Regions from separate parts of the Homo sapiens genome. Here region 2 is linked to region 1. A link is an interaction called in ENCODE POLR2A ChIA-PET data of the cell type or tissue named here. Cell type or tissue: GM12878. All regions are shown on one strand. Each heading gives the region's core, and the rest is flanking DNA. Links, peaks and the distances in the headings are about the cores only.

Region 1 (15,377 bases), core at 3,173-11,172:
TAGCTAGGACTAACAAATGAATTAAAAATTGTCTGTGGTGCCAAAAGGAAAAAAGGGCTCCCCACACCCCAGCGCTTCCCTTTAGAACACTGGGAATTGCAAATGCTTTCTCTGTCTCGAGACGCATGCAAACCTTTTCAGAAGCAAAATGAGCCTAGTCCAAGAGTCGAGTCCAAGATGTAACTTCCTGCTTGTCAAAAAGCTACAAGAGGCTGGGCGCGGTGGCTCATACCTGTAATCCCAGCACTTTGGGAGGTCAAGGTGGCGGATCACTTGAGCCCAGATCAAGACCAGCCTGGGTAACACAGTGAGACCCCTCTACAAAAAATACAAAATTAGCCAGGAATGATGGTACCTGTCTATAGTCCCAGCTACTCAGGAGGCTGAGGTGGGAGGATCACCTGAGCCTAGGGAGGTTGAGGCTTCGAGCTATGATCATGCAACCGCACCCCAGCCTGGGCAATAGAGGGATACCCTGTCTCAAAAAACAAACAAACAAACAAAACCCAAAAAGCTGTACTCTTCCTTTAGGTGAAGACAGTTGCCCTGTGTGCTGGGTTGGATGTGTCTCCTCTGTCAAAGGGGGAGGTTTCTTTCTCTCCTGTACACCACATCTGGTTAAACACTTATTCAATAAGAAGGCTTTCTTTCTTTTCTATCTCTATAGCAAGGTTTTCTGAGCTGGCAGGAGATTTTATTTCTAATTCTGTCCTCCCCAGGCTTAAAAGGGAGCAGTCTAGTGCAGCGGGCAGAGCTGCATGGTGGTGCTGCCTGTGGCCCCAACACATGCAGAAGAGCAGGGCAAGTGGAACTGGCCATGGCACACATGGCAGGTAGCCAGGTGGAGAGTGAACAGCATGTGCAGAAGCTCAGAGGTGAGACAGTAAGATGAAGACAAGACACGCAGAGGCAGGAAGGCTGAGAGGTGACCCTGGCAAGGTGGATGGGTTCGAGGTGACCAGATGCCTGACTCAGAGGGCAGCCGGGGAAGAAAGGCCTTTTGCACAGAGGGTGATGTGATCATATGGTGTCTTGACGGGGGGCGGGGGAAGCAGAGGGCGGGGACACAGTCTCGCTCTGTTGTCCAGGCTGCAGTGCAGGGGTGCAATCACAGCTCGCTGCAGCCTCCAACTCCTGGGCTCAAGTGGTCCTCCTGCCTTGGCCTCCCAAAGTGCTGGGATTAGATGTGTGAGTCCCTGTGCCTGGCATAATGGTTTGTCTTGAAGGTGGCTTTGGTGGTGTGTAAGGTGGTTGGAGCCAGCAGTTAGGGAGGCCAGTTAGGGAGGCCATCTGAATAATTCAGGTGAAAAATGGCAACTTCAGACTGGAACCAAGGCTGTGAAAATGAACAGGAAGCAGCAGATCTAAGAGCCATTTAGGTGCTAAAACTGATGGCCCTAGCTGTTGACTGAAGGTGGCAAGAGAGGAAATGGGGGAGAGGATGAGACCTCAGCAAACACCCAAGCCTGGGTGGATGGTGGAAGCTTTTATAAAGGAGGAGGAAGGGCCAGTTCCAAGTCTGGTTTTAGACATGCAAGCAGAGGCCCACGAGATGGTCAGTGACACAGGGCTGCAGCTCAGCTGGTGTTGCTATAGTGTAGACCACATCCACACCAAGTGAGAGGTAAGAGTCTAGGGAAGTTGCACAGAGCAGAGAGAAGAGGCCCAGGCCAGAAAAAAGTTGTTTTGGCAGCAATAGGGCCAACAACACAGCAGGGCACATTCATCTAAGGGATACTGTGCAATCAGTAAACATCACGTGAGGACGCTCACTATGCCATGGCCAGTGTGGTAGCCAGACTCCGGCGTGAGTGCTGTGCTTCCGAGGGTGCATAAGGCTTTATTTATTTATTTGTTTGAGATGGAGTTTAGCTCTGTCACACAGGCTGGAGTGCAATGGTGCGATCATGGCTCACTGCAACCTCTGCCTCCCGGGTTCAAGCAATTCTCCTGCCTAAGCCTCCAGAGTAGCTGGGATTACAGGTGCTCACCACCACGCCCAGCTAATTTTTTTTTTTTTTTTTTTTTGAGATGGAATTTCACTCTTGTTACCCAGACTGGAGTGCAATGGCACGATCTCAGCTCACCGCAACCTCTGCCTCCTGGGTTCAAGCGATTCTCCTGCCTCAGCCTCCCAAGTAGCTGGGATTACAGGCATGCACCACCATGCCCAGCTAATTTTGTAATTTTAGTAGAGACAGGGTTTCTCTATGTTGGTCAGGCTGGTCTCGAACTCCTGACCTCAGGTGATCTGCCTGCCTCGGCCTCCCAAAGTGTTGGGATTACAGGTGTGAGCCATCACGCCTGGCCACATGTAGCTTTAGAAGTCTATCCGCACACAGAGGAAGGGCCCAGAGGAATCAGTGACATGGTCAGTTATTAGAGAACCGTCATCTCTGGGTGGAAAGATTATGCAGGATTTCAGTAACCTTTCAGCCTCATTTTCAGTATATTCATATATGAATCAAACAAAAATATGAATTTTTTGAAACCTGTAATCTTGTTAAAGAGGACAAAGCAAGCATCAGAGGCTGGGGTGAGAAATAAAGACCAGAAAGCTGGGGCTGCAGCCACTGTTGCAGGTTGGGGCTGGGTGGTATGTGGCAGTGGAGGGGGATGGAGGAGGGGCTGCCTTCCCCGACCCCCGTGTTCTGTGCTCCACAGCTTATCGGCTGCCTTTCCCACAGAAAGGTGTTTCTCGAGCTTTCTAGACACCTAACATGCTCAGCAGTCACTGTCCAATAAATTAAGCCGAATTTACCACTTATTTATCAACCAACTCAGAAGAGAAGTCTACAAAAAGAATGTTGGAGAAGAAAAGCAGACTACCTTCTGCTCAACACCCACCCCAGTCCCCTTTCCCTTACGGAGGGCTGCCATCTTGGCCACAGCCTGGAAGCCCTCGCTGACGTTGACCCTGACCCTGACGCTGATGCTGACCCTAATGCTGATGCTGACTCTGACCCTGACGCTGATGATGGCCCTGACACTGATGCTCACACTGGCCCTGATGCTGATGCTCACGCTGGCCCTGACACTGATGCTGGCTCTGACCCTGACGCTGACGCTGGCCCTGATGCTGATGCTCATGCTGACCCTGACACTGACCAACGCCAGCTGCCCCTTCCCTGGTGGCCCCCTGCCCCCAATCCCACACCCCCGGCTGCCCAGCCAACACCAATGGCTCAATATTTCTATTCCTGCCTCCCCATCCCCATCAGCAGGTGACCATTTGGTCCCAGTGGCCAGGTTTGTTCCCTGTTGTATCCCAGAACAGGTCTCAGCACACAGGCAGTGCTCAGTACGTGCTGAAGGGAGGCAGGCAGGAGGGTCTGGCGGGGGACCTGAAAAGGGGAGATGGAGCCGGGGCAAACTGAGGGAGGAAAATAGGGGCCATAGGAGGAGGTGCCACCAGGGGTGCTGGGGCTGGCACCCTTCCACCTGTGCCTCTGCTCACCTGGACAGGGCCCTCTGGGGACTTCCCTCTGCATGCTCCATGGCTCCTCGCCTCGTTCCAGATGAGAGATCACATCTGGCTTGTGCAGTGGAGGTCCTGCTCGTGGAGAGAAAGTGGGCTGGGCATGCTGCAGCTCTCCAGGCCCAGTCGACCTTACAGGCCGCCCCCTAACAAGGACAATGCCTGTGAAGTGGACACCCTCTCTGGGAACAGGAGGTCCTCTGGGCCAAAAGCAGTGAGGGTCTCAGACTGGAACCCAAATCCCAGTGTATACTCTGAAGACCCCACGTGTGCTGACGTCCTTACTTCATTGCTTGAGGACTGTTCCAGAGCCAGCTGGGCTCCAGGGTCCCACCTTCTTCTCTTCTCTCCCTGCCCCTATCCCAGGACCAGGGGAAACACCAAGCAAGGATGCTACCAGCTCCCACGCTGTCCCTTGGGGACTTCTGGCGTGGCCGAGGCCCCTGGCCATGAGTGCCCCAAGGCACAGGCCTTGCTTCCCACCCCATGATATATCTGGCACCAGGGCCGGCACTGAAGGGATTCTCCTTAATATCTACCATGTAGAAGAAGGCTGACAGCCGACGCCCAGCCTGGGGCTGGGGGGATTTTACCTAGGGCAAGAAGGTTCTGGTAGTTCTCCAACATCACATCCCGGTACAAGGCCCTCTGAGGGGAGTCTAGTTGACCCCACTCCTCCTGGGTGAAGTCCACAGCCACATCCTTGAAACTCACCGATTCCTGAAATGACATATAGGTTCTCACCCAGGACTGATTCTGTGTCCATGGTTCCAAAGGAGCCAGAGATTGATTAAGGACCCTACAAGTAAAGGGTTAACCTCAGGTGACCTTCTCCCATGCCAGAAGGTTGTGCTGTAGACACTGACCATGACTGAATTCGGGGACCAGGGGCAGGGAGGGGGGCTGGGAATTGGCATGCATTCCCACACCACCTTCTAGATTGGGAAAGCAGGTCTGAATAGACACCACAGGGCCCTGGCAACTTGCGGTGGGACCCAGGGGCTGTACATGGCTGTTGTATCAGGCTCTAAGTCCTGGGTGAGATGCTATGCTTCCTGGAGTCAAGAATTTCAAACTTAAAAATTTGAGAGAATATTAATAGTACAAAAATCCCAGCAACTCTATTCAAAGCTCAGTAACGCAAAAGGATCCGATCCCAGACTAGAAACTGTTATTACACTCTAAGGAAGGAAACCTTGTATATATCAGCAAGTTCTGTGCCCCAAGGGACTAAGAGAGGCTACCTGCAGTCCTCACCTGACTGCCTTCCAATCCTTCCTGCCTGCTCCCCCTGGGCCTGGGCATCCTGGCCACCACCCAACTCCAGACTTGCTTTGATCCTTGAAAGGATCAAATAGATGCCAAGTAATTTCACTGCATCCCAGAACAAATCCCAGAAACAAGGAATTCCAAAAACCTACTCAACAAAGTAAAATTCACAATGTCCAGCATCCAATCAAATAACTAAAAGGTGAAAAATATTAATGAAATCAGAGGAATTAAGAGTATATTAGAACAGTATGTGTTTACCTCAAAAGAAGTCATTAAGGGAGGAAATGAGAAACAAAAAAGACATAAGACATAGAAAACTAATAGCAAGGCCGGGTGGGGTGGCTCACGCCTATAATCCCAGCACTTGGGAGGCCAAGGTGGCAGATCACCTGAGGTCAGGAGAATTGCTTGAACCCAAGAGGTGGAGGTTGCAGTGAGCCAAGATTGCGCCACTGCACTCCAGCCTGGGTGACAAGAGCCAAACTCTGTCAAAAGAAAAAAAAAAAAAGGACATGTAAATCCAACCATATTAATAATTACACTAAATGCGAATAGTTTAAACACTCCAATTAAAAGGTGGAGATTGTCAAACTGAATTCAAAAAGCAAGCTACAGAAACCCACTTTACATACAAAGATAGGTTAAAAGTGATAGGATAGAAAAAGATAAACCCTGCAAATACTAATTTAAAAAAAAAAAGCTCAAGTGCCTATAGTAATAGCAAAGTAGATTTCAGAGAGAGGACTATCAGAGACAAAGAGAATATTACATAATGATAAAACAGTTAATTCATTAAGAACTCATAGCAATCCTAAATATAAATGTATCTACTAAAAGAGCTTCAAAATACATAATGCAAAAACTGACAGAACAATTAAAAAACACCATCATTCAACTTGACTTAACTGATATTTACATAACACTCTAACCAACAAAGGCATAATACATATTTTTTCAAGGGCATGTGGAACATTTACCAAGATAAACCACACTCTGGGAAATAAAATAAATCTTGGTAGACTTGAAAGACTTTAAATCACACAAAGTTCATTCTTTGATGACAATAGAATTAAATCAGAAATCCATAATAGAAAGTTATCTGGAAAATGCCCTAAATATTAGGAAATGAAACAACACATTCTGAAATAACATATGGCTGAAGAATACATCACTAGGGAAATTAGAAGCTATTTTGAGCTGAATAAAAGTGAAAATGTGACATAACAAAAGTTGTAGGATATAGTTGAGGCAGTGCTTAGAAATTTACAACGCTGAATGCTATATGAGGAAAAAAGGTATCAAATCAATATCTATGTTTCAATCTTAAGACACTAAAGTAAGTAAAGTAAGTTTCAATCTTAAGACACCAAGGAGATAATAAGGATCAGAAATCTCTGAAATGGAAAACAGAAAATAGAGAAAAATCAATAAAACAAAAAAATTGTTTTTTGAAAAGATCAATAAAATTGACAAACATATATTTACTATATGGCTCAGCAATTTCACACCTAGGTATTTATGCAAGAGAAATTAAAATGCACAGCCATACGTGTACTCAAATATTTATAGCGGGTTTATTTGTAATAGCAAAAGCCTATGAGTAACCTAAATGTCCATCGGCTGGTGAATGGATAAGCAAACTGCGGAGCAGTTTGCTCCATCCAATGGAGCAATGGGATGAAATGTATACCCCTCACCTCAAATTCTTATGTCTCAATGCTTGGTAACTCCGAGAGAGGTTTTTTTTTTTTTTTTTTTTTTTTGAGACATGGTCTCACTCTGTCACCCAGGCTGGAGTACAGTGGTGCAATCTCAGCTCACTGCAACCTCTGCCTCCTGGGTTCAAGAGATTCTCCTGCCTCAGCCTCCTGAGTAGCTAGGACTACAGGCGAGAACTAACGCCCAGCTAAATTTTTGTATTTTTAGTAGAGACAGGGTTTCACCATGTTGGCCGGCTGGTCTTGAACTCCTGACCTCAAGTGTTCCACCCACCTCAGCCTCCCAAAATGCTGGGGTTACAGGCGTGAGCCACTGCACCCGGCCTGGAGAGAGGTTCTTTAAAGAAGTAATTCAGTTAAAATGAATTCAATGCAGTGGGCCTTGATCCAATATAACTGGTGTCCTCATAAGAAGAGGAAATTTGGACACAGACATAGAAGAGGTAAGACCATGTGAAGATGCGGGGAAAAGGTGGCCATCTACAAGCCAAGGAGAAGCCTCAGAAGAAATCAACCCTGCTGACACCTTGATTTCAGATTTCTTGCCTCTGGAACTGTGAGGAAATACATTTCTGTCATTTAAGCCCTCCTGCCATACTTTGTATGGCAACCCTAGCAGACTAATACAAATGGAATATTACTCACCAATAAAAAGGAACAAACTACTGATTCACACAACAATATGGATAAACTCAAAAGCATATGCTAAGCGAAATAAAGCAGAGACAAAAGACCACATAATATAAATTCCATATGAAATCCTTAAAGAGGAAAATCTACAGCAAAACTATAGTGGTTACCAAGGGGAGAGGGGAGACCACTGAATGCACAGGGGCATGAGGACATTTTTGGGTCATGGAAACGTCCCATATCATGATTGTGGTGCTGGTTACACAACTGTATACGTTTGCTCAACCTCATCAAATTGTATACTTAAAATTGTACAACTGTGCTGTATATAAATTACACCTCAATAAAACCTTACCCCCCAAAACACTGGATTTCAGATGAGGAGGTAGAGATGAGGACAAATGCTGAGAACACACCCCTAACTGAGGCATGCAGGCATGAAGGATGACGATAGCCGAGGGAAGGAGAAAATGGGCTGAAACAAGGCTCCAAGCCAGGTGTGGGGGCACACACGTTGGTCCCAACTACTTAGGAGGCCGAGGTGGGGGATTTGCTTGAGCCCAGGAGTTGAAGGCTGCAGTGAGCTATGATTGTGCCACTGCACTCCAGCCTGGGCGACAGAGCAAGACTCTGTCTCAAAAAAAAAAAAAGAAAAAGAAAGAAAAACAAAAAAATAGCTCCACAGGTATCAGAATATGGTGTTGGCCAGTGAGGCTGTCAGAGGCTACATGGCTTCAGTGTGGGGAGCAAAACCAGCAAGAGTAGGGTAGGGTCTGAGGCCCGCACAGGCCTTTTTGATGGGTATTTCTGGCCACTGGGAGAAGTCCATGTCTAATGTGTCATCATTCTGCAGGGAAAGGAATAAAAAACCCAGACAGTATGCATTGGAATCAGATGCTGATGTGGTAATGACACTAGCAGAGAAGTCAGAACAGACCACACAAGATGTCCCAGGAGACAGAACAACTTGAACTGTGAGTGAGAATGAGACTGTCAAGAGAAAATGCCAAAGCTGATGTGTACTCAGGAGAGTCAACTGGTTATTCAAAGATCTAACAAGCTAATATTTTAGGAATAGGAATAACACATGCATGAGGGCCCTACCACCTAGACGGAGCTGCACAGACACATACAGACATACATACATGCACACACATTTTTTTTTGCTGAACCATTTGAAGGTAAGTTGCAGACATCATGATGTCTCACTCTACAGTCTTCAGCTTGTATCTCCTGTGGATATTCTCTTACATAATCACAGTACTATTATCACATGCAATAAATTTCATATTGATACAATATGACCTAAGATACAGCCCATTTTCAAATTTCCTCTTGTCCCAAACTGCCCTTTATCAATTTTTTTGGATCTATCCCCTAAGCAAGGAACATGCATTGCATTTGACTGTCAAGTTTCTTGAGGACTATAAAGCATTGTGACACACTACAGAAGTGAGGCACAGCTCACAATACACGTTTTGCAGCTGTTTCTAGCTGGCTATAATCTGCCATCACCTCTTTTGAGTGGCAGACTGACAAAATCACAAAATGCTAAAAAAAAAACAAAAACCCAAAGACCCCTTATTCCTCCACATCTTTCACTCTACTGTGCTCTCTTTGTCAACTGCACCCTTCTAAATACAACCATGGGGTGAGGTGGTTGCGGTAGAAAAACAAAATGAGGAACAGAGTTCACAGTCTGTAAAAGGAGGGATCTGGGTCCCATTTGGCTGCAGAAGTTCCCAGGGCCAATTCCTTGCTGAGCCCCCAGATTCTCTAAATCTCCAGGACTCTCCATGAAGGCCCCATGCCAGGGGCTGGGTACAGAGGAAAGCACACAGGGATGTGTCCCCTACCGCCACTCTTAACCAAGTGCTGCAATCCAGCCCTTCCTGAGCTGCTCCACGTGCCCCTGTCTGATTCCAGTCCCAGTAAACCAACCGTGCAAACATCCTGCACCAACCCCTGGCCAGCACGTGGATAGGCAAAGCGACCCCATGTGAGCCGTCAACTACTTTCTCAGATTCCACTAAAACCACTCCTCAGAGCTCCCAGCACAGCGCTGGGCAGAGAGATCCCCAGCAACTGACCCACTGAATTGGACTGGGCGAGACATTCAATAGAGCACATCTCGAGGGCACACCTCGGGCAACATCTGGACTCTTCACTTGGAGCTGTTCCCACTGCCCAGAGCTTCCTGAGGACTGGCCAGCAGGTACCCGGGTGAAGGTCTGTGGAAGGCTGACGATCCAGGGCTGGGGAGGGAATGTGCCAACCCTCTTCATAAAGAAGGAAGAACACACAGCCACTCACCTTGGACCTGGCTTCGGGAAGACCCCAACCCGATATATCCTCGAGATTCTCTTTCAGGGAAAGAGCAGGATCCTGAGAGGAAAGAGCTGGCGAAGGAGAAATGAGTCAAGGTCACGGCTACCAGGCTCACGGCTGAGCTTAAAGCCCACCTGTCGTGGCACAAGTGAGAATCAGAGAGGAGGCAGAACCTGCCAGCAAGGCCAGGTGGGGAACGAGCCCCAGTAGCTAGCACCAACAGAAACAGCATCGAGGAATAATCTGCCTGTGTCTCAGACACTCCAATTCATGACGAAAAGAGCTGCTACCCCCAATCAAGCACGTCTGAGTGGGAACAAATGATTGGGCGCGGGGAAGAAAGAAGCAGGAGGCCAGGAGCGATGGCTCACGCCTGTAATCCCAGCACTTTGGGAGGCCGAGGCGGGCGGATCGCTTGAGCTTAAGACCAGCCTGGGAAACATGGCAAAACCCCGTCTCTACTAAAAATACAAACATTAGCCGGGCGTGGTGGCGCGCGCCTGCAATCCCAACTACTTGGGAGGTTGAGGCGGGAGAATAGTTTGAACCCGGGAAGCAGAGGTTGCAGTGAGCGGAGATCAAGCCATTGCACCACTCCCGCCTGGGTGACAGAGTGAGATTCCATTTAAAAAAAAAAAAAAAGATGCTGGATGCTTCTGGGAAACTGGCCTGATCTCTCTGAGTGTCAATATCCTCAAGTGCAAATCCACAGACATACTGACTACAAGAGTGAAGCTGTACCTGTCTTCTCGGGCTCCGGGGCAGGGATCTCCATGGCCTCCACGGCAGCCTCCCCAGGAGGAGTGGGCAGCTGTGTAGCCTCCAGGATCCAGGGCAGGCCCTGAAGAGCGAGTACTGCTCCTGGGGCTGAGGGGCCTGCAGCGGAGCCCCGCGGGGCGGCCACGCGCTCACAGCTGCACGATCACACGCACGGAGCCCCCTCCCCGCGCCCGGCTGAGGTGGGGTTCAGGCCGGCTCCGCAGATACCCACTCCCCACACCAGGCTCAGCCCCATGCTCGGCGCACTCACGCCCCGGCACACCCCCGCCACACGCTCCTCCCGGCGAACCCGCGCTCGGAGACCAGGGCCAGGCCTAAGGTTCCGCGGCCAGGAGCCATCGGACGCGGAGCGACCAGCGGACAGGTCCCGAAGCGGACAGAGACCGCCGACGGTCTGAGGGACCGGCAAGTGGACAGACCGGACTCCCACAAAAGGACTGCGACTGCCACAAAGAGCAGCAGGCGGCCGCTGCGGGAAAGCGCGCCTGCGCGAAATAGGCGCAAACTACACCTCCCGGGAGCGTTTGCGCCGCGCAGGCGTCAGACTCCATTTCCTAGAGCGAGTTCGGGCCGGTGCTTGCGTCCCGACGCGAACGAGTATCTAGCACATCCTTCTAGGAAATGTAGTTCCTGGGCCCACAGCCGGGAGCTCCGGCACCCACCATGCTCTTGCGGGCGGATGTCGCTGTGTATCTCCGTGTGCGGATCAGTGTAGTGCCGCTGCATGGGTGTCTAATTGCGAGGATACTGGGAGGGCGGTGTCCAGGAACTAGAATTTGTCCTGTTAGTTCGTCCACGTCCCCACGTAGCTGGGAGTCGGGTGGGTTCCTGCCCACATCTGTCTGCAGGAAAGACTCAAGCCCCTGGTCTTACGGATATTGGGAGTGGTGGGTCTGGCCTCGAGGGGTTTTCCAGGGGCCCTGCCCCCACTCCCCCTTCTCGAGCCACATATCTGAGGCCCATGGGCGCGGGTCCCCAGAGGTGGGAGAGCCTTGGCCTAGTCCCCCCAGAGGGTCCTGTCCACAGTTCACCCCTGGGGCGGGAAAGGAAGGTCTGGGTGGCGGCCCAGTCCTGGCGGCACAGAGCTCTGCCATGAACACAGTGATGACGCCAGCGACAGAAACATTGAATATGTACTGAGCACCAACCAAACGCCAGGCCTACTTCAAGAGCTTGGAGTACATTTTTCTGGCAGAATGCTCACAGCAGTCCAGGGAGGTTTGCTAACTACTGTCATCCCATTTGGGAGATGAGGAAGTTGTGGTACAGGTGCGTGGGGTAACGTGTCGCAAATCACACAGCCAGAAGTAGGAATCCAGCACCGAAGTGCATTGCCACATTCCTACTGAGAGGTGGTCCGGGGTGGTGCACACTCCAAACCCTTCAGCCTCCCACCTTAACCGCAGCTTAGGCTTGGCCACAGGCTCTCACGTGACACCTGTCCACTGCCCACATCAGCACAGCTGTGCCCAGACCTCCCCTGCCCAGGGCAGCGCCCGTGTTTGATTTTGTTTTGAGACTGGGTCTCACTCTGTCGCCCAGGCTGGAGTGCAGTTGCACAATCACGGCTCACCGTAGCCTCAGTCTCTCGGGCTCAAACTATTCTCCCACCTCAGCCTCCGGAGTAGCTGGGACTTACAGACATGCACCACCACGCCCGGTTAATTTTTATATTCAGCGCCCATTTTTAATAGCAACCCAGTGAGAGGGGACAGCGTGCTGGCAGTCCTCACAGCCCTTGCTCGCTCTCGGCGCCTAGTCGGCCTTGGCGCCCACTCTGGCCGCGCTTGAGGAGCCCTTCAGCCCACCGCTGCACTGTGGGAGCCCCTTCCTGGGCTGGCTGCGGCCGGAGCCGGCTCCCTCAGCTTGCCGAGAGGTGTGGAGGGAGAGGCGCGGGCGGGAACCGGGACTGCGCGCAGCGCTTGCGGGCCAGCACGAGTTCCGGGTGGGCGTGGGCTCAGCGGGCCCCGCACTCGGAGCTGCCAGCCGGACCCGGGCAGTGAGGGGCTTAGCACCTGGGCCAGCAGCTGCTGTGCTCGACTTCTCGCCGGGCCTTCGTTGCCTCCCCGCGGGGCAGGGCTCGGGACCTGCAGCCCGCCATGCCTGAGCCTACCCACCGCCGTGGGCTCCTGCGCGGCCCAAGCCTCCCCGACAAGCGCCGCCCCCTGCTCCACGGCGCCCAGTCCCATCGACCACCCAAGGGCTGAGGAGTGCGGGCGCACGGCGCGGGACTGGAAGGCAGCTCCACCTGCGGCCCCGGTGCGGGATCCACTGGGTGAAGCCAGCTGGGCTTCTGAGTCTGGTGGGGACTTGGAGAACCTTTATGTCTAGCTAAGGGATTGTAAATACACCAGTGGGCACTCTGTGTCTAGCTTAAGGTTTGTAAACACACCAATCAGCACCCTGTGTCTAGCTCAGGGTTTGTGAATGCATCAATCGACACTGTATCTAGCTACTCTGCTGGGGACTTGGAGAACCTTTATGTCTAGCTAAGGGGTTGAAAATACACCAATCGGCACTCTGTATCTAGCTCAAGGTTTGTAAACACACCAATCAGCACTCTGTGTCTAGCTCAGGGTTTGTGAATGCATCAATCAACACTGTATCTAGCTACTCTGGTGGGGACTTGGAGAACCTTTATGTCTAGCTAAGGGATTGTAAATACACCAATTGGCACTCTGTATCTAGCCCAAGGTTTGTAAATGCACCAATCAGCACTCTGTGTCTAGCTCAGGGTTTGTGAATGCACCAGTGGACACTCTGTATCTAGCTAATCTAGTGGGGACGTGGAGAACTTTTGTGTCTAGCTCTTTGGGTCCACGCTGCCTTTATGAGCTGTTAACACTGCGAAGGTCTGTAGCTTCACTTCTGAAGCTAGCGAGACCACGAACGCACCAGAAGGAAGAAACTCCGCGCACGCTGCGTTTAAGAACTGTGACACTCACCACGAGGGTCTGTGGCTTCATTCTTGAAGTCAGTGAAACCAAGAACCCACCAATTCTGGACACACCAGGACAAGAGCCTTGGTGGGGTATAGAACTGTTGATTACACAGTGCATGAGTCTATGTGTAAGTTTGTGTATGTGTTTGTTTCTCTGTGTATCTTACAGGTGTAGGTGTGGGTCCGCTTTTGCCTCACATTTCTTATGTGTTTCTGTCCTGGTGTGCCTCTGTGAAACAATGTGTACGTGCACCTGTGCACAGGTGACTCTATGAGTGTGTATGTGGGCACTGTCTCAACAGTTCTGGAGTCTGGATACGTGTTTGTGTGCAGGCTTGTGTACATGGGACAGGAACCTGTACATGGGAGTGGAACTTGTGTGCACGGTGTGCTTGCTGATGAGTCTAATGTGATTATCTGTTGGCATCTGGCTGTTGACTAACAGGTCAGGTCTGAGTCTTTCTTTTTTTGTTTTTGAGATGGAGTCGCGCTCTGTTGTCCAGGCTGGAGTGCAGTGGCGCAATCTCAGCTCACTGCAATCTCTGCCTTCTGAGTAGCTGGGACTACAGGTGCCCGCCATCACACCCGGCTAATTTTTTTGTAATTTTAGTAGAGATGGGGTTTCACCATGTTAGCCAGGATGGTCTCAATCTCTTGACCTCGTGATCCACCCGCCTCGACCTCCCAAAGTGCTAGGATTACAGGCCTGAGCCACCATGCCTGGCTGGGTCTGAGTCTTTCTGTATAAGTGCACATGTGTATGTGTGTGTGTGCCTCACTGTTTACACAGATCTGAATGTATGACTGGCATATCTGTGCATGTAACTCTGCAGTTCATCTCTGTAGATTGTGGATGTATCATCTATGTCTGCTTGCCTGAGTGTGTTCTGTGTGATAGTGAGTAGATGCCTTACGCCAGTGACTATGGACGGCGTCTTGTTCAGGTGAATTTGTAGACCTGTGTGTGTGTGTGGTTCTCTCAAAGTTCTAGTTTGTTGTGAGATGGTATGCACCTCTTTTCATTTGTGGGGCTGTAGACCTCGCAGGTCCAGTTGTGGCTGTGTGTGTGCCTGCATGTGTTCTTCTGTATGCCACTCTGTGTTGACTTCCAGGGCTCATCAGTGTCAGTACGTGCATCCTTGTGTACATGTGTATGTCACTGTGGGCCTCATGGATCCCCTGTGTCTGTAGGAAAGCCAGTGTGAGCCCAGGGATTCTATATTGAGTGCTCTGTCACCTGTGTCTCTGCAAAGGCTGTAGGGACAGGGATGTGTTCAGCCTGAAGGGAAGAGTGGAAGGGAGGATGCTGTTACTGCTTTCTGCTCACTATAGACTTCTGAGGATGGGAAAGGCATTTACCGCAAGACAATTTAGCCTAAGATTCTCACTTACATAAGAAGTCCCAGGTCATGTTCTTGTTCCTAAGTTCTCTGATTCCTCAATTCTCGAGGGTTGACTAGCAGGGCTGTGTGAAGGCCCAGTGAAATAATGGATATATATGCCCTTTTTTTTTTTTCCTGAGATGGAGTCTCACTCTGTTGCCCAGGCTGGAGTGCAGTGGTACCATCTCGGCTCACTGCAATCTCCGTCTCCCGGGTTCAAGCAATTCTCCTGCCTCAGCCTCCCTAGTAGCTGGAACTACAGGCACCTGCCACCACGCCTGGCTAATTTTTGTATTTTTGGTAGAGATGGGTTTCACTATGTTGGCCAAGCTGGTCTCGAACTCCTGACTTCAGGTGATCTGCCTACCTTGGCCTCCCAAAGTGCTGGGATTACAGGCATGAACCACCATGCCTGGCCTAAAGGCTTTTAAAATTCACTTATATAAGCTGACTTAGTTTTCTTTAACTTTGTAGAAAAATACAAAAATGGCAATCTCTTTTATCACACAAATGTCTTTTTAATAGAGTTTTTTTCTAATTGATGTATTATGTATTTTTCATTCACTAATTATTAATTGCTTACATTTGAAGTGTTTGATGAATTAATATTTAATTGCATAGATGAAGATGACTAGTCATAGGCATTTTACTAACCAATACTCATTGGATTCATGTGATGTTGCAGGCCGAAAGAGGGAGGGTCATGATCAACTCGGTGTACCACTGGAGGTTATATGAGTAAACAGTAAACTGTTCTCATGAATGCAGAATGTTGGCAAACTGCGTCTGCCACCCAGAGGGAATGCTGAGGGCAGTCATGCCCCAGGCGCGGCGTTTCTTGAGATTAG
Region 2 (15,377 bases), core at 291-8,290, 460 kb after region 1:
CACAACACAGAACAGAAAATGGACGGGGACTGTTGAGAGGAAAGAAGCAGGTCTCTGCTCTTCTTGCACAGGGGGAGTGCTGACAAAGACCCTCCCTCCCCACACTCCAGCCAGGCTCCTTAGAGTCCCCTTCTCCACTGGGCCTCACCCTGGCCTATCTAGGCTGGAACGAACACTAACATAGCTCCTAACAGCTCAAGGCCACATTCCCAGAACGATCCTAGCCCCCTCTAAAGTGCCTGCCTGAGAAGTTCAAGGCTGCCACAAGAATTTCCTGTGTGTTCCAGCCAACACCTGAGGATGGGGCCCCTGTCTCCCAGTCTCTGTGGGAGGTTGGGGGCCTGACTTCGGTAAGCCCCAGTGGCAAACCCAGATCAGTTGGTTTCACAGGGGCCAACCCTCCCTTCCCAGTTTTGGTGATTTTCTGTTTCCCTAACTCTACTGAGTCCCCACCCCTTCCCACTCCCTCACTCTCCCTTTAAACTCCAGGCACATCTAGACAAATCAGCATGGAGCCAGCTTTTTCTCATGTTGTCAGTAGTTACCAAGTAAAATCTGTTTTTTCTGCATTAACTAGTGTCTCACTGGGCTCTGCAGGGCAGCTCCTACGGTCCCTCAGGCTTGGAGGGTCACTTTAAACAATAAAAAGCAACAGGACACAAAAATCCCTGGCTGGAAAAATCCAAAAAGCAGGTCTGTTAGCAGGGCAGGCCCGGAGTGACTTCCCCTTTCTCTAACATTCCCACGTGGTCCTGCACACCACACATCCCCCCGACCCTGGGGAGTCCTGGGCCCCTTCCTGGTGGAGCAGCCTCTCTCTTGCAGGGAAAGGCCCTGGGGTACCCCAAGGCCTCCAACAGGGAGCCTGTTGGAGAAGTCACCAAGGCCCTCTGAGTCTGGGGCTCCACAGACCCTCCCCCAGGCCTCCTGCAACTCTCCAGCTCTGAGAGTCTGATCCCAGCCCAAGGACCAAGTGGGACCCTCCCCTGTGACTCTACCACACCCTCACCAGGTCAAGCCCTACTCCAGGGAGAGGCTTATCCTCCTGGTCTGGACCCCCAACCCAGTCTTGAAGCGGGATCTCTCACCGCTATCTGGAGCCCCTCATCACAGCACAGATCTTCAACCTCAGCTTTCCACAAGGAGTCTGGGGACCCCACCCCGGTCCAAAGATCCCCACCCAAGGTCCGAATTCCCCAGTTCCCATCCAGATTCCCCACCCCAAGTCCGGAGACTCCCACCCAACGTCAGATCACTTCACAGCGGTCCGAATTCCCCACACCCTATCCCAGTGTTCCACCCTAGGTCTGAAGGCCCCCGCCCCGAATCCGGCCGCATTCGGCCCCGGTCTAGCCAGCGCTCTCACCTCTCCCGCGACGGCCCGCCCGGGACTGGACCCGCCCCGGTCCGGCGCAGGCAGCGCGGCGGGCAGCCCTAGCTGCCCCAGAAGCCCCACGACGATGGCGGCAATGGCGGTGGCGCTGCGGGGATTAGGAGGGCGCTTCCGGTGGCGGACGCAGGCCGTGGCGGGCGGGGTGCGGGGCGCGGCGCGGGGCGCAGCAGGTAGGATGGGGTCGGGGCGTCCCCGCGGTAGGTGTCCGCGCGGCCGGGGTGTCCTCGTGAGGGTGTCCGCGCGGCGGTGGCCAGGGTGTCCCCGTGGGGGTGCCCACGCGGGGGTGTCCACATACCGGCCTCTTGGTCTAGTCTTGCTCAGGAGTCCGGGCTGCTTCTAGCCACAAGTAGCCCCCTTCCCAGGTGGGGAAACTGGGGCTGGGTGCCTTGTCTAAGGTCCTGCTGTGCTGACTGCACCTGTGGTCTCCCAGAGCTGGTATCCCAGTAACAACTACAGTTCTGAAGATGATGATATCCCACCTCCCGAGGTCACCAGGCACCGGCCCCACTGGCCAGACTTCCCAACTTCTCCCCAGACCCCTAGACTCTAGAGGTTAGAGGCTGCACAGAGCAATGGGAGGATACACACTCGTCCTCCTGGAGCCCCTGAAGAACAGTTAACTAAATCAGGACAATAATCATAACTGAGCACTCGAAGCAGAGGCTGGGTGTCTGGTCACTCAGGACAGTTCAAGCCTCATCCTGTAGGACAGACTCCCCTAGATCCGACCAGAGCGCCACCATATCTGTTATGTGTGGCCAGTTTCATTCCATGCACGACAACATGGTCCCCCACCATGCAGGGGGCCCCTCGACCCAGCCCCCTGGATGCTTGTGACAGCGAGCAGCTCTCCCCACAGGCAGTGAGTGTAGAGGGGTGTAAGGACGGGGTCAGGGCTCCTTCCCAGGGATGGCGGCTATGGGAGGCATGGTGGCTGGCCCTCTGCCCGCGGTGGACTCGGGAGGGAGGGCTGACTGTGTGTGTGAATGGGCAGAGTTGGTGCTATGGAGGTTTTGGGGGTCTCCAGGACGGAGGGTGGCCCAACAGAGTTCTGGGAGGCAGTCACCACCTCGTGGCCTTGCTGAGACCTGGAACCCTCAGCCAGGGCACTCCATCTTTCAAAGCTTCTTGGCTGCATGCGTCAGGTGGGCAAGCTCAGGAAGGTTAAATGCACCCGTGCTGGCGGAGTCCCATAAAAGGGGATTCGGCATCAAAAGGAGGAAAAAGGTTCAAAGGGCATTTATCATGGGGTTCAGAATCACGGATGTGAGGGGCGGTAGTGGGGACAACAGACAGAAAAGCTTCCCCTTCCCATACTCACAGTCCAGACACGGCAATAGCCAAATTCCAAATTTCTAGGTATTCTGGACTCAGAATGGGGAATATCATACGAGACTTAGGGGGATAATGCCCTTATCTTCCTATTTTAAGGGAAAGAACAAACTGAACCTTCTATGCAAAATAGGATGATGATCCTGGTCCTCCCAGTAAGAAATAAAATAAGTAGTCTCCAGGCATTCCTTTCCGCCAGAGGAGCAACTGTTTTTTAAATAGCCCTTTCGTGCCCAGTCTGTTACTAAACCATATGAGTTGTTTTTTTGGGGTTTTTTTTTTTTTTTTTTTTTTGAGACAGTGTCTTGCTCTGTCGCCCAAGCTGGAGTACAGTGGTGCGATCTCAGCTCACTGCAAGCTCCGCCTCCCGGGTTCACGCCATTCTCCTGCCTCAGCCTCCCGAGTAGCTGGGACTACAGGCATCTGCCACCACGCCTGGCTAATTTTTTTTGTATTTTTAGTAGAGACGGGATTTCACTGTATTAGCCAGGATGGTCTCAATCTCCTGACCTCATGATCCACCTGCCTTGGCCTCCCAAAGTGCTGGGATTACAGGCATGAGCCACTGCGCCCAGCCGAGTCATTTTTTAATACTACTGCATGTGAGTTAACACAATCATTCCCAAATTGAAGTTTTAGATGGGCCCTCAAAATTTTTAGGATATGGTTTTCCTACAGGTTTATATTGAAAGTATGGGGTATCTCCTATTACTCCTCTTTTTATTTGTCTTAAAGGAGAAAGGGAGAGGCCAGAGACCAAATGTCCCCATTTCCCTATAGCTAATCTCTCTGGAAGACAAGCAGCCCAGACTTGAGCTTCTAGATGGATACAACCAGGTGCATGTCCAAGGCACAGAGGAGGGTATTTATAACCCATAGTAACATTAAATGCAGTGCCTTCTCCTGGCTGAGCGGTGCAACGGTCATCTGTAGTTCCAGGCATCCACACACTATCGTTAGTATAGATTTCTGCAGGAGCATCCATCCAGGTGAGAGGTCGAATAAGTGGAGGAAAAGGCACATAAGCCCAATAAGAATAATTTTGTGTAGCAGGTAAATCAGTTTAAGGGGAAACTGGTGAGACAGAAAGTGTAAGGAAGATAATTATTAAATAAAACCTATTGTAAGTGAGATCCAGTGCTGAAGGAGGAAGAGAAGAACAGAGGGATGTTATTTTCAGGCTAATAGAAATGGTGAGATTTTTAGGTTCGTAAGGAGAAAAAGATAATTAGGAGAAGTGGGATTAGTTAGAGGGGTTTACATTGCCATTAGGGAGGATTGAACCAGACCCATTTTGATTTGGCATGCCAGTTTCTGAGGAGTCGGTACAGATCTCATCAGGTATGAGGGCAGTCTCTGACGCGAACGTCTCTTCCTCGTGGTTTTTATTGTCAGTATTCACACGAAGTTTAAGTCTCCTAGTGGGCACCCAGACGGGATTGACGATCTCCTGGTAAAACACAAGCATACCCTCTTCCCCACGTTATAATTGTTCCAGGTTCCCAGGTATTGGTTTGGGAGTTTTTCCATGACACTGGCTTGCCTTCGTTTAGGGAGAATTTTTTGCCTGTATAATGGCATTTAGCTGCAGTCAGAGTATTGTTTTTAGGAACATTTAGAAAGCTTAAACAATGCTAAATATAATTGGGAGTGGGGAGTAGTTAAATTATGCTTTTAAACCAGCCTTGTCTTCTTTTACAGTAACTTGAAGAGGTTTAGTAATTTTTTCACGTTTTGGACCGAGACCGAGTCTGGAAACAAACCCCATGTTTTCCATTATATGTTGACTGGGAGCACTGTAAAAGTTATGTGGAATATTAATTTCAGCCCCAATTTGTGCCAGCAAATCTCTGCCCCGAAGATTAATGGGGATGGGCATGATATAAGGCTGAATTGTTCCCTTTTGACCATCAGGGCCAGTGCAAGCCAAGATAAATGTGCTCTGGTGAACTTCTTCAGCTTTTCTAACACCTTCTAGTTTCATGTTAGTGGGATGTTTAAGCCAGGAGGAAGGCCATAAATTAGAGGAAATAATAGAAACATCAGCCCCAGTATCAACTAGGCCCTCAACCTTTTTTCCTTGAATGTGTATGGTGCAGGTAGGCCATTGTTTAGAAATTACATTAATCCAATAAGCGGCTTTTTCACCGCTGGAGCCCATCCCAGGGCCCCATGTCTTATCTCCTTTGTTTAAAACAATGTTAGGTAGTAAAAGTAATTGAGCAATTGACTCACTGGCCGGAATGGAAACAGGAACTTTGGCAGACACCATAAGTTTACATAAGTTTAATCTCATCAGAGGAATCAGAATTAATGAGACTAGTATGAACTATGATACCTTTAGTATCATGAGGTGGATGCCCTGCCTAACACCAGGCCCACCGAACCTTGAGGTAAAGGGCCAGTGACCCCCATGGGGACAATTAAAGGCAAAGAATTAGGTAGTAAATTTAGAGGAATGGTACTACAGAGATCGACCGCCCTGCTGCCTACTGTGGAGGTAGACAAGCATTGTACTGAGACAGAAGAAGAGGCTGGGACCCATCTGGATTGGCTGTAGGTAAATTTGTTTGTGCTGGGGGCTGCGTTGGGACTGCTTGACGCAAAAACACAACATTGGTCTGAGTCCGAGGTGTCCCATTTGATATTGGGGCCTGGGACTGGCCTTGCTTCCTGTTTCCCTGGTTCTGTGGCAAGGGATTTTCATCTATATCAGACTGAGTGGCAAGTACTTGCCCAATGTTTACCCTTACGACAACGCAGGCAAACAGTAGCAGGAGCATTTGGCCGTGTTTGTTGAGCCGGCTTGGCCGCTTTTAAGTTTTTAACAGTGTAGTTTTTTTGGGTATGACCAAGTTGGCCACAATTATAGCAGGCTCCAAGAAAAGAATCAGTCGAGCCAGTTTGGTTGCCGTGCTTCATGGCCGGTGCCCACAGAATAGCTCTGTGGGTCTCCGATCCAACGCCTTCACAAGCTTTAATATATGCAGGCAACACCTCATGATCAGGTAAATTTTGACGTAGGATGGAATGCACGGCCATTTTACACTCATGGTTCGCATTTTGAAAAGCTAACATATGAAGAAGAATACCTTGAGTGTGCTCATCAGAGACAGATTTTTCAACAGCATCTTGTAATTTAGCTAAAAAATCAAGATATAATTCATTGTGACCCTGTTTAACAATAGTAAAAGAAACAGAAGCTTGGCCTGGGGTGCGTAATTTATCCCAAGCTCTCATACACACCTTTGTTACTTGTTCCGTGGTGAGAGCATCAAAGCCTAAATGAGCAGTAGTATCAGAGTAATTATCGGAGCCTGTGAGCTGAGCCTGAGTAATTGGAATGCCATCAGCCCGATTTAGCTGAGCCTGCAGGCGGGCCTCCTCTGACCACCAGGTATGGAATTGTAAATGCTGAGATGGAGTTAGAACAGCTTTTGCCAAAAGGTCGCAGTCTATAGGAAGCAAAATGACCTCGGTACAAAGAGTCTGTAATACCGTTTTAACATATGGAGAAGTAGGAACATACTGAGTACAAGCATCCTTGAATTCTTTTAAAAAGGTAAGATTGAGCGGCGTATATCGACACACTTGTACCCCTTGAGCATTAGGAGGTTCCAGCATGACCGAATAAGCCCACGCCTCTAATCTACTTGTTTGTTTTGGCGTAATAAGCATTGCATGAAAGTTTCAAGAGCAGGCACATGAGATAGAGTCGGCATAGAAGTGACAGGAAAAGTATGTATAGATAAGAGAAACTGAGATTGACGGGGTCGGACTGGTATAAGAGTGTGAGAAAGGGGCATTGGGGGAGCAGAAGAGGCAGAAGCATACTGGTGATTACTGGCCCAGTCCTGCACAACCAGAGTGGCAGGGGTGTCCCTGCATGAAGAAGGGTACAGAGAAGCAGGTTGAGTGGATGGCAAAGTGACCGGTTGAGGGACCAAAATGATAGGAGGGTGAGGGGCTGTGGTGGATGGGGGAGGGCCTGCAGAATTACAGGTAAATTGTAGTTTGGATGGCTCCGGAGGCAAAGACTGTAAAGGTTTGGAGAGGGAAGAGTTAGCATAGATATGGTCCTGGGCTGTCTGAGTTGGGGCCGCAGGAGCTACAAGTGTCGGCTCTTCGTGAAAAGAAATAAGATCATCAGGGGGTGATGTTAAGCCAAAGTCACTGGAGTTAGATATTGAATCCTCAGTATCGTCAGGTGGGGGAGGAGTAGGCAAAGGGAGGGGCTGAGCAGATAATGAAGGCCGAGTGGGAGAGGAAAGCTGAGGAAGAGGTAGAGGGTGGCCAGATTCAGAAAACTGTGGTAACTGCAGGGTGTCACGGGATTGGTATGTCATTAGGATGGCACGTACCAAGGCCCAATCACCCCAAACAGTGACAGGAACATAATTTCCTGTTGGGACCAGTTCTCGGAATTTTGCACCAACATGATCCCATAGTTCCACATCTAACGTTCCCTTTTCAGGAAACCAAGGACAGTGTTCTTCCACTGCCCTGAATAGGGTGACCATATTTTCCATGGGAACCCGAACTCCCCCATTTTAACAGGAATTTAATATAGCAGAGATAAGCATAATGTTTAGACTCTGCGTGACCCATAGTTACCCCGGAGAATACACAGACAACTCACCAATCGTTGGGGAGCCAAACAAGCATTTCTGTGGACTGGACCGATGAACATTTCTCCGCACCTACCAAAGGGAATCGGGTTCCCACATGCACTTAGGAAAAAGAAAACCACGTTGGGCGCCAGATATTGGGGGAACCTGCCCCTAATATTTCAACGTACGTTCTTTCTATTTTCTGTAAGTGTCAGCCGGCTGAGAAATGAAGAGAAAGAGTACAAAGAGGAATTTTACAGCTGGGCTGCTGGGGGTGACATCACGTATCGGTAGGACCATGATGCCCACCTGAGCCGCAAAACCAGCAAGTTTTTATTAAGGATTTTAAAAGGGGAGGGGTTGTGCCAATAGGGAGTAGGTCACAAAGATCACATGCTTCAAAGGGCAAAAGGCAGAGCAAAGATCACATGCTTCTGAGGAAACAGGACAAGGGCAAAATCAGAACTCCTGATAAGGGTCTATGTTCAGCTGTGCACATATTGTCTTGATAAACATCTTAAACAACGGAAAACATGGTTTAAGAGCAGAGAACCAGTCTGACCACAAATTTACCAGGACGGAGTTTTTTCCCCACCCTAATAAGCCTGAGGGTACTGCAGGAGACCAGGGCGTATTTCAGTCCTTATCTCAACCGCATAAGACAGACACTCCCAGAGTGGCCGTTTACAGACCTCCCCCCAGGAATGCATTCCTTTTCCAGGGTCTTAATAGTAATATTCCTTGCTAGGAAAAGAATTTAGCGATATCTCTCCTACTTGCACGTCCATTTATAAGCTCTCTGCAAGAAGAAAAATATGGCTCTTTTTGCCTGACCCCACAGGCAGTCAGACCTTATGGTTGTCTTCGTTCCCTAAAAATCACTGTTATTCTGTTCTTTTTCAAGGTGCGCTGATTTCATATTGTTCAAACACACGTTTTACAATCAATTTCTACAGTTAACACAATTATCACAGTGGTCCTGAGGTGATGTATATTATCAGCTTATGAAGATAACAGGATTAAGAGATAAAGACAGGCATAAGAAATTATAAAAGTATTACTTGGGGGCCCAGGCGCGGTGGCTCATGCCTGTAATCCTAGCACTTTGAGAGGCCGAGGCAGCCATATCACAAGGTGAGGAGATCAAGACCATCCTGGCTAACATGGTGAAACCCTGTCTCTCCTGAAAGTACAAAAAATTAGCCAGGTGTGGTGGCGGGTGCCTGTAGTCCCAGCTACTCAGGAGGCTGAGACAGGAGAATGGTGTGAACCCAGGAGGCGGAGCTTGCAGTGAGCTGAGATTGTGCCACTGCACCCCAGCCTGGGCGACAGAGAGAGAATCTGCCTCAAAAAAAAAAAAAAGAAAAAAGTATAAAAGTATTACTTGGGAATTGATAAATGTTCATATTGAAATGAAATCTTCACTATTTATGTTCCTCTGCCACGGCTCCAGCCAGTCCCTCCATTCGGGGTTCCTGACTTCCTGCAACACAGGTGTGAGCCACTGTACCCAGACTAGGGGTGCAGTTTTTTTTTTTTTTTTTTTCTGAGACAGAGTCTCACTCTGTTAACCAGGCTGGAGTGCAGTGGTGCTATCATAGCTCACTGCAGCCTTGAACTCCTGGGTTCAACTCACCCTCCAGCCTCAGCCTCCCTAGTAGCTGGGACTGTGGGCCCTGCAGTTTCTCCTTTTAGAGTAGGAAGACCTGAACTGTCCCAGGCTTGGAGTGGGTGGGCGATGCAGCCCCTGAACAGGAGCCAGAATGACAACACCTGCTGCCAGGAAAGAGCTCTAGATAGAGCAGCCATACAGGAGGGCCCCTGAGGTGGCACCCTGAGGTGGCCAGCCTGCCTGTGGGTGCACATTTTGGGGGACCCTTCCACTTGCCCTCACTGGTGCAGTGCTGCATTCTCTTGGGCCTTGCTATGAGCTCTGGGCTCCTGCTCTTTGCTGGCCTGTACCAGGCAGTGGGTTCAAAGAGGAGCAGAAAATTAATGGACAATATGTCAGAAGGCAGAGGCAAGACAGACACTTGCTGGGGCCAAGCCCTGCAGGTGGAGAGGGTATGCCTGGCTAAAGTGGGTGAAAGGCAAGGTTATGAGGTTCTCCAGGACACTGGAGTGCACAGGTGGTGTGTCCCCAGGTAACGCCTGCCACCCAGCCCTTCCTCCCACAGAACAGCATCTGCCCTACCCACCTTTGAGGTACTTTGGGGTCCTTCCTTCCCAGCAGGCTACCCAAGCCCTTCCAAGTGCTTAAAGGCAGATTTCCTATGCTTGCAAACGACTGCCCTATGCCAGTGTTTATCAGCCCGAGAGGGCTCCTGGGTGTGCACAGGGGGCGAGCAAGCTGCCCAAGATAAGCACATCCATACAGACAGCTGCTCACCCTGCCTGATAGCAGACAGAGGGGGCACAGTGCGAGGCTGCAGGGCAGGATGACCTAACAAGGGCCCTGCTATGGCAACAAGAAGGACAGGCACCTGCCATGGAAGGTAGGGACGTTCTGAGCAAAGCTTCCGGCTACCAGGCAGCTGGAGGAGAGAGATGCTTCTCCATCAGCAGGTTCATGCTCCCCGGGGGACCTGGTGGCATTTTCTCCCTGACCAGCAGTCCTTGGTTCTCTAGACTTATATTAAAGCCATTAGAATAATTTACAACAATTTAGGCCTTTCCAGAGCCCTTGAGTTGAATTAGGAATTGAGTGTGCTTTGGACTGGCTGTTGGAACCGAGTTGTGGCTCTGTCAGTTCCCGCAGGTGCGCACACATCTCACGTGCACTCAGAGGCTGGCTGCCAGGTGAAAGAGTGGGTGGGTTTGGTTGTGGGGCAGGCTCGCTGCAGGCCATGGCCTGAGTGCCTGGATGCAGCTTCCCAAGCTTTCTCAGCTGTGAGCCAGGGCTCCTCTAGGCTCCAGCTCTTGTATCCTTTAGGAGTGCATGTTCTAGACCTGTCTGTGGGGCATCTGCAGGGCCAGGGTGTGGAGAGACATGACACTCCAAGTACACTCTCTGCAGCCTTGCCTGCCTAGGAAGGTGGAGGTGGCTGCAAAGATAAGTGCAGCCTTCTCATGGCAGACGCTAGGCTCTGATGGAGGTGTTGGGCAGGTTGCCCAGCCTTGTATGACAGACCCTGCTCTGATCATGGAACCTCTTGGCCTTGTCTGAAGCAGCGACCGGCTCCAGATGCTCTGGGAGGGTGGTGCTTCTCATCTGGGCAGGCTCGTGTCTGCAGAGGGGCTGAGGGCACTACTTGTTTTATACCCTAGAGTCTTGTCATCAGTCCCCACCCTGCCCTCACCCCAGCAGACTGATGACTTGCTATTATTTCTTCCTTCCTTCAGCAGGGAGTTGGCTGGTGCCTGGTGCTGGGTGTCCCGGACCTCAGGCCCAGTTCAGTGTACTTCCCCTCTCTACTTCCTCCCTCCAGTCCCTTCTCCATCCCTCCCTTTTTTGGCTGCCCCTTGCCTGCCTTCCTCGCCAGTAGCTTGCAGAGTAGACACGATGACACCTTTTGCAGGCTAAAAAGGCTGAGAGTGGCACTATGTGCAGTGAGCCACCATGGAGGACCAAGGTGAGGCGACACCACAACCAGCCCAAAAGGAATTCCAGGGATGAAACCTGAGCCCAGGCAGCTCTCCCTGTGCCCAGGGTGGCTTCCCTCCTAGCTGACTGCAGCTGGGCACACCAAGACCCTGGCTGTGTGCACTGGCCAGCTGTGAGGGACAGGGGCTGCTTGTGCTTTTATTCTTTTTTTTTTTTTTTTTTTTGAGACGGAGTCTCACTCTGTCTCCCAGGCTGGAGTGCAGTGGCGTGGTATCCGCTCACTGCAAGCTCCGCCTCCCGGGTTCACGCCATTCTCCTGCCTCAGCCTCCCGAGTAGCTGGGACTACAGGCGCCCACCACCATGCCCGGCTAATTTTTTTGTATTTTTAGTAGAGACGGGGTTTCACTGTGTTAGCCAGGATGGTCTCGATCTCCTAACCTTGTGATCCACCCGCCTTGGCCTCCAAAAGTGCTGGGATTACAGGCGTGAGCTACCGCCCCTAGCCTGTGCTTTTATTCTTGCTCACTTGTGACGGAGGGCAGCCTTCACAACTGAAAGGCACGTGGACTTGAGAATGTTTTAGTCCACCTTGGTGGCTCATGCTTGTAATTCTAGCACCTTGGGAGGCCAAGGTGGAAGGATTGCTTGAGGCCAGGTGTTTGAGACCAGCCTGGGCAACATAGCCAGACCCCATCTCTACAAAACAAAAAAATTTAGCTGGACGTGGTGATCGGTGCTTGTAGTCCCAGCTATTCTGGAGGCTGAGGCTAGAGGATCACTTGAGCCCAAGAGGTAGAGGCTGCAGTGAGCTGTGATTGTGCCACTGTGCCCCTGTCGTGGGGGCCCTTCCGGGTCTATGTCCCAGCCCTGTGCTGACCGTGTTCCTTCTCACCTTTCATCCCTCCCCCAAGCAGGGCAGTGGACTACAATCTTCTGGGTGACAGAGTGAGATCCTGTCTCAAAAATAAATAGAATAAAAAAGAAAATATCTTAGTTCTGTGTCTGGCTGAGAACACTGGGTGAGGTTTGAGTTCAGAGTGGTTGGTATGGTGTGCGTGTGATTTGCAAAGATGATCACACACGCCCACGGCCAACCTCACCACCATATGGCTTGGTCTCTGGATTTGCACAGACTATGTGTATCGAGTCACTCTTTCTGCTCTGTTGTGTGGTGTCTTGTCACCCCTGACCATCACAGAATGGAGTGTCCAATCCTGATAAAATTGATCCTGTACCACGTTTAACCAGACAGACAGTCCGTCCCACCTCTCATCCCTTCTCTCAGCAGGTCAGCGGGACTATGATCTCCTGGTGGTCGGCGGGGGATCTGGTGGCCTGGCTTGTGCCAAGGAGGGTATGTATTCTGTATACTTCGTGGCAAGGCCTCGAAGCTTTTAGGGCCCCTAGAGAGGGTGGTGCTGTCCAGAAAACGTCCATGAGCAAAATGCGTTGCCTCCCTGCTGGGGTCACCCCAGTGGCCTCTGTGTTGTGGCTTGTTCCCTGCCACTCTCCAGCTGTCTGCTGTACCCAGCGGCCGCCGTGGCACTTCATGGCTGAACTGCCTTCCTCAGCTCCAGCCCTCCAGCTCTTCTGCTTTACTCACAGTGACAGCCCCAATCCGACTAGTCTCAGCTCCCACCACTCACACCCTCCGTGGGCTCCCCACTTTCCTTCACGTGCTTCTGGACAGTCCTCTCCTTCACCTTACTGTGGCTGTCACCCTGCCTGCCTGCTCTCTGCCCCTGCCCGGCTAGCTGCGAGGCTGGAGCTGCACCCTCCTGCTTGTCCCTGTCCTTGTTCTTAGTGCTGGTGCCTTCCCCCAGGGTCCATGGTCAGTTCTGCTGGGTGAGTCTTGTACTTGGCCTGGCACCCATTGAGTAAAGATGTTGGGCGAACGGGCTGGACCCAGAGGTGTCCAGAGATGACACTTTGCAGTTCTCTGCTAACCCACGTGATGCACAGGCCACCAGCACTTTGCCAGACTCTGTGCCCTGCTGTAGGAGTTCCTGGTCTGCTCTGGCCATGTCTACACAATGATAAGAGGGCAGTTGTGGTGAATGGGGAGGGAAGGGGATGAGAGGGAGGTGGGGCTGAAATGAGAGGGAGTTAACTGGGCACTTTGGCCCTGAAGCTGTGCTTCTCTGATGTCCAGTATTGGGCTCTAGAAGCATACATGGTGTAAAAGAAATCCACTACTCTTGCTCTGTGGGGGCCGGGGAGTGTGTAGGAACCTGGGAAGTCTCCTGGCCTATTGGGGATCCGCAGAGGCACCCAGGATCAGTGCCACACTGTACTCTCAGAACCACTCCCAGAAACGATGGCGCAGGCAGCCACGAGGCCTAGTGCTGTTCCTTTTAGCAGACCGGGCACCTGGGCTGTGCGTTCACTCCCATGCTGGGAGTGACCAGCTGCAGAGACCTGAGTCCCCTTTAATCCGGAATGTGGACAGCTCCTGGGTATGTCTCCGCCTTTCATGAGAGTGGCATTTCCCTGCAGAGGATGACGTGGTTTTGTGGCTTTTTTGAGATGAACTGTACCTATCAAAATGGGCAACCTGATCATTCTTATGTGTGCATGTGTCCATGCAGCCAGTACCGCAGTCAAGATTGGCGAGTGTGTCCTCCACCCCGTTAGTCTGCCAGGGCTGCCGTAATAAACAGACTGCCATAACAGACTGGGCGGCTGAAACAACACATGCTTATTGTCTCTCAGTTCTGGAGGCTAGAAATCATCCAGGTGCGGGCAGGGCTGATTTCTTCTGAGGCCTCTCCGTTGGGCTGTAGATGGCAGTTGTCGTCCCTCTGTGCATGTCTATGTCCTAATCTCTACCTGTACCTGTCCTAATGGATCAGGTGGATGCCCTCTTATTTTGTTGGCTTTTTATTGGAGACAGGGTCTTGTTCTGCCTCCCAGGCTGGAGTGCAGTGGCGTGATCTCAGCTCACTGCAACCTCAAACTCCTGGGTTCAAGCCATCCTCCTGCCTTAGCCTCCCAAAATGCTATTACAAGTGTGGCCACTGTACCTGTATATGGCCTAATTTTTTTTTTTTTTTTTTTGAGATGGAGTCTCGCTCTGTTGCCCAGGCTGGAGTGCAGTGGTGTGATCTCAGCTCACTGCAACCTCTGCCTCCCGGGTTCACGCCATTCTCCTGTCTCAGCCTCCCGAGTAGCTGGGACTACAGGCGCCCACCACCACGCCCGGCTAATTTTTTTTATTTTTAGTAGAGACGGGGTTTCACTGTGTTAACCAGGATGGTCTCAATCTCCTGACCTCATGATCCACCCACCTCGGCCTCCCAAAGTGCTGGGATTACAGGCGTGAGCCACCGCGCCCGGCCTATGGCCTCATTTTAACTTAACTACCTCTTTTTTTTTTTTGCAAGCGAGTCTTGCTTTGTCACCCAGGCTGGAGTGCAGTGGTGAGATCTTGGCTCACTGCAACCTGTGCCTTCTGGGTTCAAGCGATTCTCCTGCCACAGCCTCCTGAGTAGCTAGGATTACAGGCGCCTGCCACCACACCTGGCTAATTTTTGTATTTTAGTAGAGACGGGGTTTCACCATGTTTGTCAAGCTGGTCTCGAACTTCTGGCCTCAAGGGATCCGCCTGCCTCGGCCTCCCAAAGTTCTGGGATTACAGGCATGAGTCACCGTGTCCAGCCAACTTAATTACCTTTTTGAAGACCCTATCTCTAAATACAGTCACATTCTGAAGTGCTAGGGTTTAGGGCTTCCACATAGGGATTTTGAGGGGATATGGCTCAGCCCATAACACCCCAACATTTTCTGAAACCTTGGCAGTTCCTTCCGGCTTCCCCCACTTCTGCATCCTAGGCAACCAGGCATGTGCTGTCTGTCACTATAGTTTGCATTTTCTATAATTGCGTATAAACGGAATGCTGCTGTATGTCATCTTCCTCTTCTGGCTTCTTTCACTCAGGGTAATGACCTTGAGACTCATCTTCGTTGGCGCGAGTGTCGATGGTTTCTTGCTTTTCATTGCTGAGTAGTGTTCTGTTTATGGCTGTGCCGTTTCGTGTACGTGTTCCCCTGTAGCTGGACACTTGAATTGTTTCCACCTTTTGGCCATTGTGGACAGTATTGCTGTGAACGTCTGTCTGTGTGTTTGTGTGGATATATGTTTTAAATTATTTTGGGTAAGTGCCTAAAAATGGACCAACTGGATCGTGTGGTATATCTCTTATTTAGGTATTTTTTCATTTCTTTTAGCAGCATTTTGTAGTTTCTTTTTTACTCAAGTTTTTTTTTTTTATTAAAAAAAAGAAAGATGAGGGTCTCTCTGTGTTGCCCAGGCTGGTCTCAAAATCCTGGGCTCAAATGATCCTCCCACCTTGGCCTCCCAAAACGTTGGGATTACAGGAATGAGCCACGGTGCCTGGCCTGTGGTTTTCAATGTCTACGTCTTTCACATATTTTATCAGATACATCCCTAAGTGTTTCATATTTTTAGAATAGTTTTATTGAGATATACCTCACATT

The links. ChIA-PET counts read pairs that join two places held together with the same protein. Peaks named below come from ENCODE experiments on the same cell type or tissue, not always from the same donor. Only the 100,000 strongest peaks of a DNase experiment are listed, where the experiment ranks them.
Region 2: POLR2A ChIA-PET joins it to region 1 with 5 read pairs; 1 of 35 experiments calls an interaction of 5 or more read pairs at or near these places.

The regions. Positions count from the first base shown.
Region 1 is chr22:20,389,453-20,404,829 of GRCh38, reverse strand. ZNF74 (zinc finger protein 74) reads right to left here and starts at 10,679. Exons shown (of 5, transcript NM_003426.4): 1 at 10,168-10,679; 2 at 9,412-9,497; 3 at 4,072-4,198; 4 at 3,458-3,553. The coding sequence starts at 10,201. RefSeq lists enhancers at 10,499-10,638, 11,109-11,178, 10,580-11,569. In GM12878, for the core only: no CTCF peak of the experiment used is centred there; DNase peaks (open chromatin) are centred at 8,016 and 10,779; H3K4me3 peaks cover 1,196 bases; H3K27ac peaks cover 1,051 bases.
Region 2 is chr22:19,927,887-19,943,263 of GRCh38, reverse strand. It overlaps TXNRD2 (thioredoxin reductase 2), which reads left to right and starts at 1,446. Exons shown (of 18, transcript NM_006440.5): 1 at 1,446-1,563; 2 at 12,166-12,234. The coding sequence starts at 1,461. It overlaps COMT (catechol-O-methyltransferase), which reads right to left and starts at 1,492. Exons shown (of 6, transcript NM_000754.4): 1 at 1,367-1,492. It overlaps LOC124905081 (endogenous retrovirus group K member 24 Gag polyprotein-like), which reads right to left and starts at 9,597. Exons shown (of 2, transcript XM_047441689.1): 1 at 9,534-9,597; 2 at 5,275-7,425. The coding sequence starts at 6,403. The coding sequence ends at 5,438. RefSeq lists enhancers at 25-144, 805-974, 1,728-2,297, 2,298-2,868 and silencers at 1,245-1,294, 1,305-1,434, 1,505-1,674. In GM12878, for the core only: no CTCF peak of the experiment used is centred there; a DNase peak (open chromatin) is centred at 1,411; H3K4me3 peaks cover 2,420 bases; H3K27ac peaks cover 2,060 bases.